Regions from separate parts of the Homo sapiens genome. Here region 2 is linked to region 1. Evidence: chromatin loops called from intact Hi-C (ENCODE). Cell type or tissue: Calu3. All regions are shown on one strand. Each heading gives the region's core, and the rest is flanking DNA. Links, peaks and the distances in the headings are about the cores only.

Evidence for each region. A loop is a pair of places that touch in the nucleus more often than their neighbours do. Peaks named below come from ENCODE experiments on the same cell type or tissue, not always from the same donor. Only the 100,000 strongest peaks of a DNase experiment are listed, where the experiment ranks them.
Region 2: it touches region 1 in a loop (31-fold over the local background); 12 of 110 quality-filtered maps call a loop at or near these places.

The regions. Positions count from the first base shown.
Region 1 is chr6:80,324,762-80,334,934 of GRCh38, reverse strand. All of the region lies in intron 9 of BCKDHB (branched chain keto acid dehydrogenase E1 subunit beta), which reads right to left. Among named protein-coding and RNA genes, the nearest start is that of BCKDHB, 220 kb to the right of the region's middle. In Calu3, for the core only: no CTCF peak of the experiment used is centred there; no DNase peak of the experiment used is centred there.
Region 2 is chr6:80,128,128-80,138,300 of GRCh38, reverse strand. BCKDHB (branched chain keto acid dehydrogenase E1 subunit beta) reads right to left here. Exons shown (of 10, transcript NM_183050.4): 3 at 9,072-9,140. Among named protein-coding and RNA genes, the nearest start is that of BCKDHB, 27 kb to the right of the region's middle. In Calu3, for the core only: no CTCF peak of the experiment used is centred there; a DNase peak (open chromatin) is centred at 5,140.

The sequences.
Region 1 (10,173 bases), core at 2,460-7,459:
TGAAAGGATTAAATTAGACAAAATAAAAAGTATATATATATACATATAAAAAATGATGACTGAAATATTTGCTATTTTACAAATTGTAATCTTTTGATAAAACAGTTTTATTTTACTGCTTTTTCCCTTCTCTTTAAATATGCTAAATTTCTTTTAGTGTATGTTTAAAAGAATGCAAAGGACTTGCTAAACATAAAAAAGACAAGAAAAGGGGGAGGGGGGAATCTATTTTTATCTACACAATGCCAAAAGAGATGTACCAATGTTTTTACTAAAATTAAACTTTTTTTTTTTTTTAACAGTTAATCTTGGGTGCCATAGCAACACAGCCTTTAAAGCTTGGTTTTGCTCAGTGAATAAATCAGACCAAGTCATTTTTCAGCAGTTTAATTCCAGTCACCAGATCACTGCAATTTTACTAATAAAGCACAGCAGAAATAAATGTTCTATACTATCATCATTAGGGAAATGTAATCAGAAATTTGTTAATTGAACCCCATTAGTAAATTTATCTTTGTACTCTCAAAGTTTAATAATTGAACAAATTAACAAAGCAAACAAGTTTCTGGCAGGAATATCTGACCTAAGTAAGAAAAAATTGCTTGAAATTGCCCTATTATTTATATGCAGATGATTTTTGCTAGCATGATGAGTTCAAACTATTCATTAAAACACATCTAGCAATTGTAATTATTGTTTGTATCCAATGGAAATAAAATTCAGAATTCAAAATATACTTTTCTACTATATTTACCCTATGGTTCAACTTTAAATTTGGTTAGTATTTTATACAAAGAAGTCTTTCAGATTGAATGTCTTAATTTGCATGCACACATTTTCACATTCAAATTTCAAGAACTGGGAGACATTTCAGAATTAGGGGAAAAATACACATGCCTCCTTTTTTACTCCCATAATTGGGTAAATGGTATGCTGATAAGATGAGCCCAGTTTTATACCTATTTTCACAAAGTACATATTACATGCTCAGTATAGACAAATTTCTAATAAATCTGATAAAACCATTGATCCATTAATGAAGAGGTAGTTAGTGACTGGAATCTGGTTCTGGATACTTTCATAGTTAAGTATAAAATATAAAATTAAAAATGCCCAGAGATACTATTTATTAATAAACTTAGGTAAACTAAATGTATATAGTTCATATAAAAAGCTATTAGTCACATATTTTGTTTAGATGAACCAGGGCATTTACTTAATAATTTTTATCTACTTACTTGGGGCTAAACTACATAAATTCAATCATGTCCCTCAATTAGGAATTACAGGCTACTAGAGATACAGGAGTTTGTGTATTTGTCATACACCAAAGATAATGACTTATATAAGCACCCATGGACACGCAAACAATTCCGTGCATAATTGGCACATCCCATCCTGGCGGAAATCCAGAGAAACAACATGGAGGCATATAGAAAAAAAATGTATTTGCCCATATGCCTGTTTTAAAAAAGGAATATGTGCATGTGTACAAAGAACAAAAAAACCCAGCTATTTAGTTACCCAGACTAAATAGTAACCACACAGATATTATTTAATCATAAATAAAAATAGCTGTTTATATAGTCTCCTTTAATCCTTTCAACAACTTTATGTAGTAGTAAAGACAAGAAACTGAAGCTGGGAGAGGTTAAGTGAGGTGACCACTATCACACAGGTGTACAACATTTGCTGGTATATGCACCAAGGCTCCTGGTTAATTTTAGGTGCACTGCATAAGACTTCAGGTTTAAGTTTTCGTAAAAGTCTTGCTTGGATACAAGGGGAATTCTGTACTTAGTGCTATTATTGTACCTATGAAAAAGAGACTAGTAGAATTATCTGCATGTTTATGTCAAGTCCAATAAGGATTTTAAAAACATTTATAAAAAGCTTAGCCGTTTAATTCCTTTTTGGGGGAGCTAGGGGGTCGGTCATTGGGGAATACAGGATCTCTTTAATCAGAGTTACAGTAGGTTCCGTACGAATTTGTACTTTTTTTTTTTTTCTTTTTAGTGCTTGCTGGGAAGATGAGCAAGTAAGAGGAAGGATGGACATGGGTGGAACTTTCTGATTAATTCCTAGCCGTTTGCCTGCATGCAGGGCATGAGCTGCCACTTGAGTTCTAAAACTGGTTTTGAATTCTGATTTGAACCTGATTCTGACTTGAGATTTGATGGTGAACATATGGTAGGATGTAAGTTTGAAGGTGTTTTTTTTTTTTTTTTACTATAAGGGTAAAAAAAATCATCAGAGTGCTTCATCAATAAATTAAACTTGTTCCCTCTCATTTATTTCCTTATTTATGGCTAGACAAATTTAGGTAACTAAGTAATTTGATTAAAATGTGACAACTTTTTGACAGATTAGAAAATATTTTACATAAACATAGTTTACAAGTTTTATCCTAGCCTTAACTTAAACTGGAATATAAAATTTAACCTCTCCTCTCAGTATTTTACAGCTATTCTCCACAGTTAATTCACTTTGTAGAACTCTAATACTAAAGAACAAACTTCAGGAGTATTTAAAGAAATGTCTCGAGTATAAAATTAAATTCATTTTTTTTCTTTGCAATTAAAGCAACACATACCAGAACAAGCCATTGCAATTAAATTAACCTTAAAATGTAAATACAAGTGCAGTATAGGATCTCACTGTCTCAGACTGCACTCTCCAGCTTCAAGTGGTGGTTATTGGCACAGCCCTCACGGCTGGCACTGGGGTGTTTATTAAAGAGCTGTGGGCTCTCATGAGAGGTGTAAAGCTAGTTGTACACACATAAGCGCCATCAAGCAGACATGGGCACATGCTGATGGATCAATCCCCTTGCACAGGTCTCAGTTGTCTGAGACAAGCATTTCAGTCATCCCTGCGAAGCACAGCTTTTAAAAACTCTTCAAAAAATTATATATGCATATAATACATCTGGGTTTATGGTGCATTAAATTTCATCATTTTCAATTCCTAGTCCCCCCCAAATGAGCATGCTTACAATTGACATAACAAATAACCAACCCCCAAGGATTTTCTTTAGGTTTCTTCAAATGCTAATTATGTAGCAAATCTAATTAAGCTCAAGTGAATCACTTCAGCAGTAGGTACTTTGGTTACTTCATAAATGCCAAAAGGGATGAGAAGTGTCTATTCTCCCTCCAAAGCAGTCATGCTGTGTGCCAAACTGATAACTGTTAAACACAGCTGCAGAGCAAATGTGCAGTTTTGGTCCTGTAAATACAGTGTTCACACATCAACCTGCGCTGTGAGTGATGTAGAATTCAGAACAACCGACTGCAGATTGGCTCATGTTACATGAGTATTATAGATGAGTGCTGTTTCACCCAGCACAGCTTGAGCAGATTTTGATGGGCCATGAAAGTTCCCTCTACCTAAGAATATATACTGAAACTCTAAAAACCCCAAATATTGATAAATTTATTGGATCAACATCTGGTTGAAGTGGTTTGCTTTTAAGCTCCATAGCTCACAAGAATAAAAGTATAAAGGTCATTTTGTGTGTCTGAGAGCACATTTATGGAATGGTTAACACAAAAATCTATTATTTAATGTCATCCCTGAAGAAATATATGCTGTCTTTATTATAAATGTTTTTCCTTTAATTCCAGTAGGTAAAAGTGCAAAACAAACCTATAAGCAAATCTAAGCTAAAATAAACTCTTTTTATTTTAGAAACTCAATTTCCATGGAAGGAAATCCTTTTCAGAGGGGCTCTCTCAACTGGGTGGGTTGCCGGATGCTTAAGGCCATGACTGCATTCCCTCCAGAGGCTGTTAGATCACTATGGCAACTAACTTTTCCCTATCAATAAGCAAGAGCTACAAACGCTAATATTCTGAAAAAGCCATTTCCTTTTCTGTGGCATTAACAATATAACCTAGTTTCAAGATAGAAATATACCTCTTTTTGTGCAAAACGATTATCTTTGCTGGTAATTACTAGAATTCAGCTTTGCAAATAAATGCAAAAATAGCAAAATCAGCCACTGTACTTCAGTTTCAAAACAAGGTAAAATTTGTGACATAGTAATCTAAGGATGGTACAGCTAAAGTGGGTTGGGTGTGTAGGTCTGGGCAGAAAAAAAATTGGGTATTTTAGGAGCAAATGTCATATGAGAAGGAAAACTGACAAGAAAACAACACATGCTTCCACGTAGCTCTTGGAGTTTCTTAAAAGAAGCACACATTTCAACAGTTATATTTCATACCTGTAGTTGTTTCTAGATATCTAATTCTTACTGTGTAGGGTAACAAATAAATTGACATTTTCCAAATTAAATACATATCCTTCCTATTTAGGGAGGTATTTGCCAGCTTTGTCTTCACTGGTTCGAGTATCAACAGCTAAATCTCTTAAGTGGTGTCTCATTTTAGGTATGCAAAAACATCTCCAAGTATCACATACACAGATTTACAAGCCCAAATGGATCAGAGGTACAATGACTGACATGGAGCAGGGATCAGTAAATATTTGTGAATGCATAAATATAGATTAAACAAACAATTCCAGTTTGTATTTCTATTCTGTATCATCCTGGAGTATTAATGAGCTTTGCTACTGATGAGGCCAAATATATATATATGTCAGCAAGACAGGAAGTAGGGTGTGGATGCTTTTACTTCTTAGCAATTCCTGAACCTTCAACTCATCCACTAGATGCCACACTGGTGCCATTTTGATCATGTCCCTTTCCTAGATAAAAGGTTTTCCTGGTTCCCCAAAGTTTATTCTTTATCTCTATTTTCTCCACAAAGCCCAGTAAAGACATGCACATGCCTGCCTTCATACCAAAGCTTTTTTTTTTTTATAAGATCACCTTGACACAAGCCTCTCTCTTCTAAAACTCTTGTTTTCCTACACCCTGCTATCTTCACATTCTACTTTTCAAAGTCAGCTCAAATGCCCTTCTCCACGAGCCTTTAGGATGTTGGTACTGATCTTTTTAAAAATGCATTCATGTTTCAATCACTTATTAATATGTGAGTGTCCACAATGTCCCTATCCTCATAGAGTTTTATGTTTTAGTTGGGGGAAGGTGTTTGAGGAGTGCTAAAAAGGAAGTAAGTAAGGGGTCTGTGATAGAGACTAACAGGGAGCTCTGAGTTGCACAGTATGCTCAGGAAAGGGCTTTCTAAGGTGGTGTCATTTGAGAAGGAGAAACCAGATCTGCAAAGAACCCAGGAGAAGCACTCCTGCCAGGTCACACAGCAAGTACAAAGCTAGGAATGCAGAAAGGAGCCTGGTGAGATCCAGTTATTGAGAGAAGGCCTATGAAAGGGCAGCACCAGCACAGGGAGGAGGGGGAGACACCCAAAGTGGGACAATGGAGCAGTAGGAAGCAGGGGACAACCAGATGCAACCACAGTGTCTGATGGCCAGTTGACCAGCCCTGCCAGGAAGACAGTAACAGATTGTCTTCATACTTTACATGGCTATATTTTATAGAATATATACAGGGGTAGCTAGGAAGCATTACAAGACTCTCCAGGAAACCTCTCAGGGTTCATTTATAGGATACCCAGAAATATCATTAGATGTGAGTAATATTTTTGCTGGTAATCTAAGTGAGACACAATACAGTGAGTGGTAAGTCAAACACACTATCAATATGAGCAGATCCTATGTTTTTGTAATTTCATGAAAATTATTTTATTCAGTAAAAAAGTTTTTAAGGAGTAATACTAAAATGCCCATTTCTCAGAAACTTAGAAAAATTAAAATAGGGGATTTTAGAATTGAAAGAAGTTAGTCACTGTAGTTTGTAAGTAATTGGAATCCTTTCTTGGCTACTATTCAAGTATTTTTTCTCTTCTAGTAATCTAATATATTTATTACCATATCTAGTGCCTTAAAGATATCAATTTCCCATTTACTCACACTACTGGTTTCCACTCCCTATTTCTTACCTCTTTCAGTATTTTTTAAATGATTATGTATTGTAAAGAAAAAGGCTCAAAATTGAGCAACCTAGCAACATGCACAAAGATTGTATTTTTATAAATGTTGTCTATTGTATCTTTGGCAAGGAGTAGGAATCTACCGTGGAGAGAAACAGATTTTCATCTGCTTTATCTAGGGGCAGTAAAGGAAAACCTTTCTCCCTCATTGACATTCTCTCTGTGTTTTCAGTCACTAAGGCTGATTAAAATACAGCAAATTCTGAGCTAGTACCATAATAATTTTGCTACCTAGCAACTTGGGGTAATTGCAAGTTAGTCTAAAAATGAAGGCAAAATAAAATTAGAAAGTTTTCTGTATACCCAATTATACAACGTTCAGGAGGGTATATTTGTTTTCCCTTAGATTCCGATTTATGAGATTTCTGATTGTTTGAAAATTCTACTATGTCGCCTCTAGATATGCACTGATCTCTTATAAAGTATAAGTTAATTCCAATCAGCTAACTTTTTATGTTGTGAAAAATGTTCCCTTTGGGAAAAACTAAAGAATGACAAAACATCTCAACTTCTTTGGGTTTAGGGCTAATATTGTATTAGAAAGGAGACGAGAGTCCTTGTCCTGAATCTGTTATCAACTAGGTGAGTGACAAGACAGTGTAGCTCTCCCTTTTCCACTCAATCAGCCACACTGCCAGTGTACACTGATCAGCATGATAATAAAGAAAATCAAACTCCAGTAGCTAAAAGAGTAAATGCCCTTCCTGAATCCTTTTAATAGAATATATCGTAGCATGCAATGTCTGGCACAAAGCAGGCATTCAACAAATCAAAGTTTACCTGCAAAATCTAGTTTTCCCTTATCTTAATATCTCTCAGGCTGGGAGAATGAGAAGGGCTTGAAAGTCCTTAGTCCCTCAATACTGGTAACAGAAACATAGTCTGAACAAAAAGAACTTCAGCCCTTGGTTCTTGACAAAGCTCAACTCAGATGGTCGTCAGGTGACCATTTTAATACTAAAAGGCAGACAAAAAGAAAAGAACATACAGATGGTCACAGAGAAAAAATGAAAGGAAGGAAGGAAGGGAGGGAGGGGAGGGGAGAAGGGAGGGGAGAAAAGGGGAGGGGAAAAGGGGAGGGAAAAAAGAGAAAGGAAGACATTAAGAAACACCAAGGACCTTATGAAATCATTAAACACTTTTTTAAGAGGCATTATTCTGAATAAATGCTGAAGGGGGCTAACTTCATAGTAGCGAGATCACAAAGTACATAAAAGCTGGCCATATTGGTATAATATTACCACCATAAACAAAATGGGTGGGGAAAGACATCTTGAAAGAGAAGTATGAGAATTCCTCAAATACGAGGTACAGAGAGGGCAGAGAAAACACTATTTATTTTGTAATAAAAACCTAAAAAGTTGGACGAACTCTTTCATGGTGAAATGCAAAAGACTGCAAGTTTCCTGAGACCTTCCCAGCCTTGTGGGATTGTGAGTCAATTAAACCTCTTTCCTTTATAAATTACCCAGTCTCAGGTATGTTGTTATAACATTGTGAGAATGAACTAATACAGTCCCCAAATTAAGAAATGTTCAACTTAAAAATTTTTTGATTTTACAATGGTGCAAAAGCAAAATGTATTCAGTAGAAACCGTACTTTACTCATACAACCATTCTGTTTTTCACTTCCAGTATTCAATAAATTACATGAAATATTCAACACTTCATTATAAAATAGGCTTTGTGTTAGATGATTTTGCCCAACTGTAGGCTAATGACCACACTTAAAGCATACAAGGCTAAGTTACAGGTTAGGTGTATTAAATGTATTTTTGACCTACGATACTTTCAATAATGAGTCTACTGGAAGGTAACCCCATCATAAGTTGGGGAGCATCTGTACTGTTTTTGCAACTTCCTGCTGGCTTATACTTATGTCAAACTTAAACAATTTTTTTTTAAAACATAGGCACAGGTTAAAAAGAGTACCTTGCTAATCTGAATCTTACGATAACAAAGAAGGCATATATATGAGAAGGTAGAAAGGCTGGAAATTGGAGTCAAGTAATAAACAAGGCTCTCATGTAGTCTGTCAGTAAACATCTGTGTGACTCTGGGCAAGTTACTTACTCTTTTTTTTTCTTTTCTTTTGAGACTGAGTCTCGCTCTGTTGCCCAAGCTGGAGTCCAGTGGTGCGATCTCAGCTCACAGCAACTTCTGCCTCCTGGGTTCAAGCAATTCTCTGGGATTACAGACACAAGCCACAATGCCCTGCTAACTTTTGTATTTTTAGTAGAGATGGAGTTTCACCATATTGCCCAGGCTGGTCTCGAACTACTGACCTCAAGTGATCTACCTACCTCGGCCTCCCAAAGTGCTGGGATTACAGGTGTGAGCCACTGTGCCTGGCCAAGTAACTTACTCTTCTTAGTCTGTTTTCCTCTTTTGTAGAAAGGGTAGTCCTCTATCCTACAAAGTTTCTAAAAATTGGATGTGTTAATTTTAGTGAAATCCAGTACATGATTGGCATACAGTGGATCTTGAAAGAAAAATCAGTTTTCTTGCTCCTATAACCTATACTATACTATGGTGAAACAAAGTGAGAGACAGACATAAAACAGAATTTCATAGGTCAACAATAAAGGTCTCAAATGCCAAATCTAAGTGATGCCTCAGCCTGGAGGATTACAGAGAAGATCTCCAAGAATACCGGACTTCTTTCATTCATCAAACAGTAGCATTCAGGCTCTGCTATAGTAAGCTTATGGCGGAGACTCTTTCCTGAAAAATGTATCCCCACATCTTTAAAAATAACGTTTTATTTTGAGGTATTTTAAAATTTAGATAAAAACTATGAAAACAGTACACAGTTTTCCCATATATCCCACAACCGGTTTCCACCATTGTTAATATTATTAACATCCTACACTAATATAGTGTATTTGTCACAATTAATGAACCAGTATTGACACATTAACTAAAGCCCAACCTGTATTGAGATTTCCTCGGTTTTGCTCTAATGTCCTTTTTCCACTCTGGGATCCCATCCAGAATCCAAATTACATTCAGTCCTCTTGTTTCCTTAGTATCCCTTGGCTGCGACAGTTTCTCAGACTTTTGTTGTTTTTTGATGACTTGGACAGTTTTGAGGAGTACTGGACATATATTCTGTAGAATATCCCTCAACTGAAATTTGTCTGGTGTTTCTCTCATGACTGAACTGGGGTTATGAGATTTTTGCTCATGTGTTTTTAATCCCAAACTTTAATCCCAAATTAAACAGAAGTAATTGAAGTTTGACAATTTAAACTTCCAAAACTAGCAACAGGTTTTCTGCTCATTGTCTAGTTAAGAAACTGCTTTGAGATACCAAATCATTTCTTAAGAATGTGATCACCACCATCAAATGGATTAACTCAAACATGTGTCATTTACATTGTATACAAAACAGTCCTAAAATTAATAGTTATGGGCTTTATCTTAAACAGTTTTTAGACTGTTAACTATTTTATTTCAACTGCTAATGTCATTTTGCAGGAGGCTTTGAGAGTCATTTAAAATTCTTACTAGCATTTGTTCCATTTTTCAGACAAATAGATTGCAGGGTCTTAAATGACATACCTAGCAATTACATTTTTCTATAAAATAGTAACCAGAAAAGGTAAAAGCCACACATTTGCCTGATAATCTCCAGAAATGTAATTATAGAAGTCCTAGATTCTGCCACAACATCAACAATGTGAAGTAATGATTTTTTCAAAAAAGGATCAGTCAGTAAGATGTGCTACAGACTGCTATATGCTACAGTGTTTAAGTTAATAAACCATGTTTGATCTAGTAAATTATTTGATGTTTATTATATTATATTCTAAAACACCACAGATTTTTTTCTCTAAATATTTGATGCTCAGAAAAATATCAGTACTATATAGTACTTTCTATATGTTATTCAAAACCGTCCCCATACAAGACCACTCATAATTTGCACATGTAAAATAACTGATTGCATTGAATCACTGTGACTTTTACATATATAGTGGGTAGTACTGGCTGTCTACCAGCATCCTTTCCCATCTTCCTATGTACTTTCTTGATTGACTTCACAAATGAGCATATTCCATTCCCCCAGCCTCAGTTACTAGTTGAAATACGACCTTAATGGTCTAATCAGGGTGAATTCAGAACTCTTGCTGAGAACTGCTGGAGCCATATGGCCACCATGAGGGAAGTCAACTTTGAGATGCTCTGTCACCCA
Region 2 (10,173 bases), core at 2,622-7,621, 200 kb after region 1:
TAAAAAAAAAGAATTCCTTATTTTTATGTTTTTACATAAATTAGCTGTTCATTTATAAATGAGGGAAAAATATATAGTACAAAAATCCTAGAACTGGGTTTTAGGAAGCGTGAGCCCTAGACCACTTGCCACTGAGCAACTCCACCTCTCAGAATTTCAGTGTCCACATTACATGGAAATAGATCAGAGTCTCTCAGCCTTGCTGCACTATTTTTTTTAGAGTCTGGGTCTCCTTCTATCACCCAGGCTAGACTGCAGTGGTATGATCACAGCTCACTGCAGCCTCAAACTCCTGGGCTCTCCTGCTTCAGCCTCCAAAGCAGGTGGACTACAGCTGTGTGCCACCCTGCTCAGCTATTTTTTTTTTTTAATTTTTTGTAGGGGTGGGGTCATCTTGCTATGTTGCCCAGGCTGGTCTCAAACTCTTGGCCTCAAGCAATCCTCCCACCTTGGCCTCCCAAAGCACTAGGATTACAACTGTAAGCCATCATGCCCAGCCAGCTTCAACAGTATTGACATTTTGGTACGGACAGTTATTTGGTGGGGCTGCCCTGTGCATGTTTAGCAGCATTCTAGGTCTCCATCCACCAGATTCTAGTGGTACCCCCCAAGGTATGACAACCAAAAATATCTCTAGACATTGCCAAAATCACCAGCAGTTGAAAACCACTAGACTAGATATACCCTCCATTTCTCCCCAGCTCTGATATCCTACAAAATATATTAAATATCTTATTTTCTTAAATGGTATTTGTTAAGCCACTGGTCAACAAGCCAACAGTGAGAATACTGTGAGAGGCGGAAGGACTGCTTGAGCCCAAGAGTTCAAGGCTGCAGTGAAGTATGATTGTACCACCACACTCCAGTATAGGAAATAGAGCAAGACCCTGACTCTTAAACAAATAAATAGAGAAATAAATAAATAGTGCTGACAGGCTGAGAAATTCTTATCTAGTCTATATCCACGTCATATAGAACTAAAGTTCTGAGAGGTCAGTGTTATAAATTAGAGAAAGTAAAATACAGTGACCGTTTGTACCCATTCTAATTTTAGTAGTGTCTAAAATCCTTATTTGGAAAAATCACAAAAGGTCATCAAAGTAATAAATAAGAAAAACTAAAGTAAATGAAGCATGCATCAATATTTCCATTCCATTTTCTATGCTAACTCATTCAGCTGGATTTTTTAAATGAGATAAAAAGAAAGGCATATTGCTGCATCATATGGAAATTCTAATTTTTTGAGGAACTACCGTACTGTTTTCCACTGTGGCTGTGTCGCTTTACATTCCCACCAACAATGCACAATGATTCCAATTTCATCCTCAGCAACACTTGTTATTTCCTGTTTTCTTGATAACAGCCATCCTAATGAGTACGAAGTGGTATTCCACTGGGATACTGACTTGCATTTCCTAATAATTGATGATGTTGAGCATCTTTTCACTGGTAATTTATATACTGGTAATTTATATATAAATTATCAATTTGGGAGAAATGTCTATGCAAGTCCTTTGCTTATTTTTTTAATTGATTGGGGTTTTTTTTGTAGAGTTTTAGAAGTTCTCCATATATTCTGGATATTAATCTCTTATCTGATACATGATTTGCAAGTATTTTCTCCCATTCTGTGAACTGCCTTTTTTCCCTGTTAATAGTGTCCTTCAAAGTACATATTTTTAATTTCGATGCAGTCCAATTTATCTATTTTTATTGTTGCCTATACCTTTAGAGCCATATTTAAAAAGTCATTATCAAATCCAATTTCACGAAGCTTTTCCCCTACATTTTCTTCTAAGAGTTTTATAGTTTTACATTTAAGTCTGTGATCTATTTTGAGTTCATTTTTGTATATGGTGTTAAATAAAGGTCCAAATTCATTCTTTTGCATGTGAATATCCAGTTTTCCCAGCATCATTTGTTGAAAAGACTGTCCTTTCCCCTGTTGAATGGTATTGGCATCATTGTCAAAAATTAATGACTAGATATTCAAGGGTTTATTTCTGGGTTCTCTATTCTATTCCATTCATCAATGTTTGTCTTTTTGCCACTGTCACACCGTTTTGATAACTACAGCTTTGCAGTAAGTTTTGAAAAAAAGAACTGTGAGTCCTCCAACTTTGTTCTTCTGAATTAAAAAAGCAGTGACACTACCAAATATTTGCACATCAGTATTTATAGCAGTCTTAGGACACAATAGGCAAAAGGCAGAAGCAACCCAAACATCCATCAACAAATGAATGGATAAACAAAATGTAGTATATGCATACAACACAATATTATGCAGCCTTAAAAAGGGAGGAAACTTTGACACATGCTGAAACATCAATAAACCTTGAGGACATTATTATAAATGAATAAGGCAGTCACAAAAGGACAAATACTAAATGATTCCACTCACATAAGGAACAGTCAAATTCATAGAGATAGAAAGTAGAATGGGTTCTTGCCAGGGACTGTTGGAGAGAAAATGGGGAGTTATTGTTAGATGGTTATAGTGTTTCAGTTTTGTAAGATGAAAAAAGTTCTGGTGATGGATGGTGGTAATAATTGCACCACAACGTGAATGTACTTAATAACACTGAACTGTAAAAATGGTTAAAACAGTAAATGTTATATATATTTGACCATAATTTTTAGAAATAAATTAATGTTTGTGAAAAAAGCACTGTGGGGAAAAAAAGGCATATTAAACATGTTCATCTAGTTCTGCCAACATGTGCACCTTTGGAAAACAAAAGAACTTTGTAATATCAAGAGCAATTTAAAGCTACTAACAATCCTTTAAAAATATTTTTAATAAATATATTAGGAAACCAGATTTACACCAACTTATTAATACCTGTTTTCACTCCAAATTCCTGTTAGACATCTCACAATCTATATCTGGTATTCAATCTGCTTGTATGTCATAAATATGTATACTTCAATAGGGGAAATAAATCCTCTACATATTCAATTTCCCTAAGGAATTTTCCTGAATTTTATCCTGTTTTTTTCTTCCATAAAATTAGTTTCAACAACCCAGAAACCAAACCCCCATCTCACAGATTGCCATTCTACAATGGAACCCTGACACTAAATCCAAGAGTATGAGTATCACCCAAATAACCCGTTCTTTGCAACAAGAACATATAATGGAAGATCACTTTCTCTGTTAAAGACATTAATTTCATAATTCACAAAAAATATATAAGAGAGCAAAGATTTTGCTAACACCCCTAAATTTAAAACTTATGCTGGAAAAGCAGCCAAGTGTGGTGGCTCACACCTATAATCCCAGCACTTTGGGAGGCCAAGGCTGGCGGATCACTTGAGGTCAGGAGGTCGAGACCAGCCTGGCCAACATGATGAAACCCCATCTCTACTAAAAATACAAAAATCAGCCAGGCATAGTGGTGTATGCCTATTATCCCAGCTACTCAGAGGCTGAGGCACAAGAATCACTTGAACCTGGGGAATGGAAGTTGCAGTGAGCTGAGATCTCGCCACTGCACTCCAGCCTGGGTGACAGAGTGAGACTCCAACTCAAATAAATAAATAAATAAATAAATAAAATAAAACAAAACGCTGGAAAAGGGACATCTTAAGAAAAAATTAAATTAAATGCCTAAGGTACCCCATGGTTCCAAAATGCTATAACAACTATATTCAAAAAAACCTCTAAATGTAAAGGGAATCAAAGCATGAAAAAACTGTGTTCCTCTTTTTAAAAACAAATAAAACCATAAAGCTTACCTAAATGTATGCTCTGGAAGAATCCCAGAGGACCACCTAGTCCTTTCCCTTCAATTTACTGATGAGGATACTGAGGCCCAAAGTCAACTCCCAAATATTGATATATTATAGACAAAAACTTGCCTTCACCGCATGCCTGTCCTAGTTTTCCAACCTGACTTCAGTGTATTAAAGTATCTGGTTATACAATTTCAGTGATGTTTACATAAGAAAACAAGTAAGTGGTTATATTAGTTTTCCCAAGCTGCTATGACAGGCCACACCTGTGGTGTAAAGGAATGGATACAGTAATGGAAAAACATCAAGTCCCATGAAAAGGCACATGTTTAGGCCTGTAGACTAATTCAGGAGGTCCTCAGCTATTCCTTTCCTCACCTAAATTTCCTCCAATAAGTGGGCCAAATATACACTAAGAACCACAACCAGGCAAGTTATATCAGTATAGAATAATGTTACAAACATACCTTAAACCTGACACACCAAAATCTTATTTTAATAACACACACACACACATACACTCTTTCTCTTTCTCTCTCTCTCAGAGAATGACAATACGAATGGATTTTTTATATGCCATGAGGAATCTGTCTCATTACTTATATGAATGAAAGCATGTGTGACACCAGGCACAGTGGCTCACGCCTGTAATCCCAGCACTTTGGGAGGCCAAGGGAGGCAGATCACCTGAGGTCAGGAGTTCGAGACCAGCCTAGCCAACATGATGAAACCCCGTCTCTACTAAAAATACAAAAATTAGCCAGGTGTGGTGGTGGGCACCTGTAGTCCCAGCTACTTGGGAGGCTGAGGCAGGAGAATTGCTTGAACCTGGGAGAGAGAGGTTACAGTGAGCCGTGATCGCATTACTGCACTCCAGCCTGGGTGACAGAGCAAGACTCTGTCTTAAAAAAAAAAGAAAGAAAGAAAGCATGTGTGGCATTCAACATAAAATCACACATACCCTACAAATCAACTACCTTTAACTGCCCTCTCCCACTCCCTGCTTCCCCAGAGGTCCAGCTGTTGCTCCTAATCAATACATCTCATTACGTACAGTGGTTAAAGCTGCCATTTGGAATGCAATGTTGATGAGGACATACTATTTTCTTTCTTCTAATTTTCAAAGCACTCATACTATTTTGTTCTATCAAAGGACAAGGAAGAGAAGCAGTTTAGTGGTACTAAATCCACACTCATCTGGATCGTCTGGAATACAAAATGCTCTATGCCTCTCTTCCTTTTCTTATAGCATTGCCTCTAATTATGCAATTCCTTCTTTGTCATATCAAGTAGTATTCAGCTTTACAACGTATGTCAGTAACCCACAATCCTTCAAATTCCGCCTTCTGATGGAATATAAAATGCTTTGCAGCAGTTCAAGTGCTGGCACAATGCCAACAGGGATGTTCTCATTTCAAAGGGTAGGCTGCCACCTGCTGACTTGATCCTTTCCCACTCAACATTCAGCACTCCCCAGAAAGCGAACTGATCTGGCACAAGGGTTTTCTTTGCTATGTCATTTAATGCAGTGTGACTTGATTGTTATATTGAACTATATCAACATAATCTTTTAGTTATTTTAAATACAAATTATCCTTTAAAAATCCTAAGCAGACAGTTATGCTTCTGTATAGCTAAAAATTCCTGCCCTATATTCAAAAGGGCAGATAATTTTTTAAGTATATGTTACTTTTTAAATATGCAAGAAAAATGTATTTTAATATATTTCTCTTCACCCTTTCCTTTATTCTTCACTTCTGAAAACAGAAGCTCACTTACTCTCATTAGAAAGTATCAGCGATTTAATTTTTCATCTTGATCAACATCCTCAACCTGAAATTAATAAAGTGTAACTTCACTGCCCTAAAACTATTGTAAAAATTCACAGCAGCTGCTGACAATAAAGCTAAAAGAGTTACTTAGCCATTAGTTAGCTCAGCCTCCTGCCATGACAGGAAACATAAATTTGCAGGTACCCTCTAAGAGCACTGGACTTTTTCAAGTTAAGAGTTAGTTTCTCCCCATTTTAACCTATTTTTTAAGGAAAATAAAATCAGACCAACCTAAATAATTAATGTGAGAGAGGGAAATCCCCTTCCTGAGACAGTAGGACACTGTCTAAGTGAGAGCAAAGGGTAAATTCACTCAACAGCACGCACTTCATAAATACTGCCTGATACAATATTAGGTCCTAGGGATCCATTCTGTGGAACAGCTTAAAGATCTGCTGCCTTTGACAACTTTCTGGTGGGAGTTATGGATTACAGTACAACTTTCAAGATTTAAAAGGTGCAGCGTGAATAGTGATAAAGAACTGCCTGAGTCTGCTTGGAGGGTCCGGAAGAGTTTCACAGGGGAATCTTCTGAAGAAGAAATAGGAGTCTACCAGGTAATCAGACAGGGTAGAGAGACCCAGATAGCAAGTGCAAAGGAAGAGAGAAGAAAAAACAACAGGGGGCTTAAGAGAAACAACCAGTAACTCAACATTAGTTTTAATAAAAATTTTAAAAAGCTCAAGTTCCTAGGTCTGTAGAGTAAAAACTAAAAAATAGATAAAATAAATAAAATAAAAATAAAAGCAGATGAGGTCAGGTAGCTACCTAAGTAGTTCTCAAAGTCTTTGGTAGCCAGGCGCAGTGGCTCATGCCTGTAATCCCAGCACTTAGGGAGGCCGAGGCAGGTGGATCACAAGGTCAGGAGTTTGAGACCAGCCTGACCAACACAGTGAAATTCCATCTCTACTAAAAATACAAAAATTAGCAGGGCATGGTGGTATGCGGCTGTAGTCCCAGCTACTCAGGAGGCTGAGGCAGGAGAATCACTTGAACCCAGGAAGCAGAGGCTGCAGTGAGCCAAGATCGCACCACTGCACTCCAGCCTGGGCGATAGAGCGAGACTCCATCTCAAAAAAAAAAAAAAGTATTTTGTATGTCCTGCTAAGAAATATGCATGTTAAAATCATCACACTGGCAACAAGATAGGGAATGGATTGGAGGGAGGGTAAGACTAAAGGAGTGGTGACTGCTAAGAAAAGAAATAAAACTCTGCAGGCAGAGAAAAATGAAAGATCTTAAGTATCAGGGCAGTAAGAATGGAAAGGAGGGGCCAGATTAGATATAATTATACAACTTCACTGGATGTGGGGAACTAGAAAGAAGGAAGACACTTAGAATTTCCCCAGTGTCTGGCTTAGGTAACTAAATGGATGGTGATATATTCACCAAAATAGGAAATGCACTAGGAGGCATATATTTGCTGGGTGCATGTAGCAGCCTTAGGTGTGGAAATGCTGAGTTTGAAGTGACTGTGGAACACTGAGGTGAAGATGTGCAGTAGAAACTGAATACACAGATCTGAAGCTCAGAACGGAAGTCTGAACTAGAGACAGAAATTCAGGAGTCACCAGTGTATGAGCAGCAGATGGCATCGATAAAATGCCCCAGACAGAAGGGGTAAGCAGAGTGTTATGGATGAGAACCTGGGCAGACAGGCAGCAGAGGACTCAACAGCCTACACAAACCCCTAGATTTTTTGGGAGGAATAAATGAAGCAGTACATGTAATACACTCAGAACAGTACCTGACGCAGTGAGTTGAATAAATATTAGCTATTCAGAAAGCACATGGCATGCTACTACACTGAGTCAGGCAAGATGGAATTGTGAGGTCTAGACACTGCTCCACAGCATAGTTATACTGGATACAGAGAAGACTCAGTTACAGAAGTATAATTCTGTGTTTGAAATATTAGTTAATATATACAAACATATTCAAATACAGTCTAGAAGTATATATACCAAGACGTGTACAGTGGTTATCTCCAAGTTATCTCTGAAAACATGAGCAATTTTTATTTTCTTTATGCTTTTCTATATTTTCCAAATTTTCTACAATGTATATGCATTACTTTTGAAATCAAATGTGTAAAGATTTTTAACTGTTTATTAAAGATCTAAAAGTTTGTAGCAGGAGTCTAAATGATCAGGAAAAATAATCTTTTGCCCAACTACCTCAAGCTCTAAGCAGGTATTAGAAGTAGGAGAAAGCAGACGGACTGGATCCAGAAACTCAACCTGCTATAAATGGAAAAGAAAAGACTAAGCTGGAAGTTCCCAATAAGTGAGATGGAACATGTATGGGTTCTTGGATTTAAGTATAACATAACCTCAGAAAGAGTGGAACAGAAAAAGAGACAACAATTTAAAAAAAAATTTTAAAGACCCTCACTCCTCTTGCCCCGTATGAATACACAAGCAATATAGAGCAATGCCAAAGGAAAGAAGAGAGGGAGATATCAGCTCCTGCCAGCCCTCACGTGAACTGCTTTGCTGAATTCTAAATCAGGTAAGACTAAGACAAAAAATAAAATGTCAAAAGCATTTCAAAGGTATCCCTAACAATAGGAGGTCAAAACACATTCCTTACACTGCAAGTCAGAAGAGTGGGAATTCAAAGATGGACCAAAATGCATTCTGATTATTTTAACTGAGTCAAATGAAATTAATAAAAGCAATGGGCAGAAATCAATCACATGCCAATTAAAGACATCAGCTGGGATAAAACATGTAAGAAGGATAATGTGATGGTTCATTATATGTCAACTTGACCAGGCTATGGCACCCAATTATTAATATTTGGTCAAACACAGGTGTAGAAGTTGTTGTGAAGGTATTTTTTAGATGTGATTAGCGTTTAAATCAGTAGATTTTGAATAAAGCAGATTACCTTTTATAATGTGGGTAGGCTTCATACAATCAATTTAAGGCCTTAAGAGAAAAGACTGCAGGTTCCCGAGCAAAAAGAAATTCAGCCTCAAGGCTAAAACAGAAACCCTGCCTGAGTTTCAAGTCAACCAGTTTGCCCTATGGACTTGCCAGCCAGTTCCTTAAAACTAAACTCACATGAGCCAGTTCCTTAAAAACTAAATCCCTCTCCCTCTCTCTCTCTCTCTCTTCCCGAAAAGATAAAGTTTGCTAATAAAGACCCAACAGGCAGAATCTCCAACTGGAGGCAATGGAATTGAAATTGGCTCAGGCAGCTAGCAATAAAACACCAAAGGTTCTTGGACAGAAGAATGACACAATAAATAATATACATTTAATGACAATTATTTTGGAATCATTTACACTGTATGTGTAATATGAACTAGATCAGAGGGATACTAGAAGACATTTGAGAAAATATAGGCCAAAGGATTCTGCGGGTGGCGTTGGAAATGAAAAGGAATTCATCCATACAATGGGGATATGACAAAAAATTTAGTAGGCATATTTTGTATTTTTAAGATCTTTTAGTAAAAGTTCTATCAGAATACTATTCATATAGGTATTTACTTACCATATTTGTCTCGCAAGCCAACAGTGCATCTAAAGACTCCACCAAAGGCAACATCTTCACCAAATATTACTGAAAAACAGTATTTAAATAATACATTTTATTTAATAATCTCTAAATAATACTAACAATGAGAAATAAGTAATTTAAATGTTTACATTTTAAATCACAAAAGATAAATGGACCATAGATCTCGATCAAGGTTTCTCAACTTCTACATTATTGACATTTTAGACTAGATGATTCTTTTGTTGTGAGGGTCTGTCCTGTGCACTGTAGATACATAGCAGCAACCCTGGTCTCTACCCACTGGATGACAGTTACCACACACACACACACACACACACACACACACACACAGTTGAGACAACAAAAAGTGTCTTCACTTACATTGTTAAATGTAAACAGAGTTGTGGGAGTGGAGACTAAGATCATCCCCAGTTGAGAAAGAACCACTGATCTAGAATCTCATTTGTTTTATCCATGAAGAAAACGAGACCAGAGAAGTGGTAAATTGACTGGCCAAGTCAGAAAGCTAGAGGCAGAACTATGACTCATGCTCCAGACTTCCAGGCCTGTGGTTTTTCCTGAGACACAGCATACAGTAAGTAAGCCATCAGAAGAGCATTCCAAGCTAAGGGAACAGTCACAAATAGGAAAGGGATTTAGACTGTGTGAAGCAGAAAGGAGGCAAGCACGAAGGACACAGTAAGCAAGGCAAAGAATGGTGTAGGTGGAAATTGGCAGGAGCTTTAAAATAAGGGGTATTCATAGAGCTGAATGCTAGTCTCATAAACGTACCTAACCAGTTTTTATCGACCCCAAGAAAAAACTCACCCTTCTCTATGTTTGAATTTACTTCTCTAGTTCAATCATCCGCAAGTAGCATTCAAAACAAATCAAGATCTAATCATCCTTTAGTCCAGCTCCCACTTCTCCCTAAAAAATAACCTGTTTTTCATTTAACCTTAAAACTACAGATTATCAGGTGGAAGGTGGAAGCCCAATGTATAGTCAACATATATGCACACACACACATATATAAACTGTATATATAGATATATGTTAAATATATATGTATATACATATATGAAGTAAAGCCAAT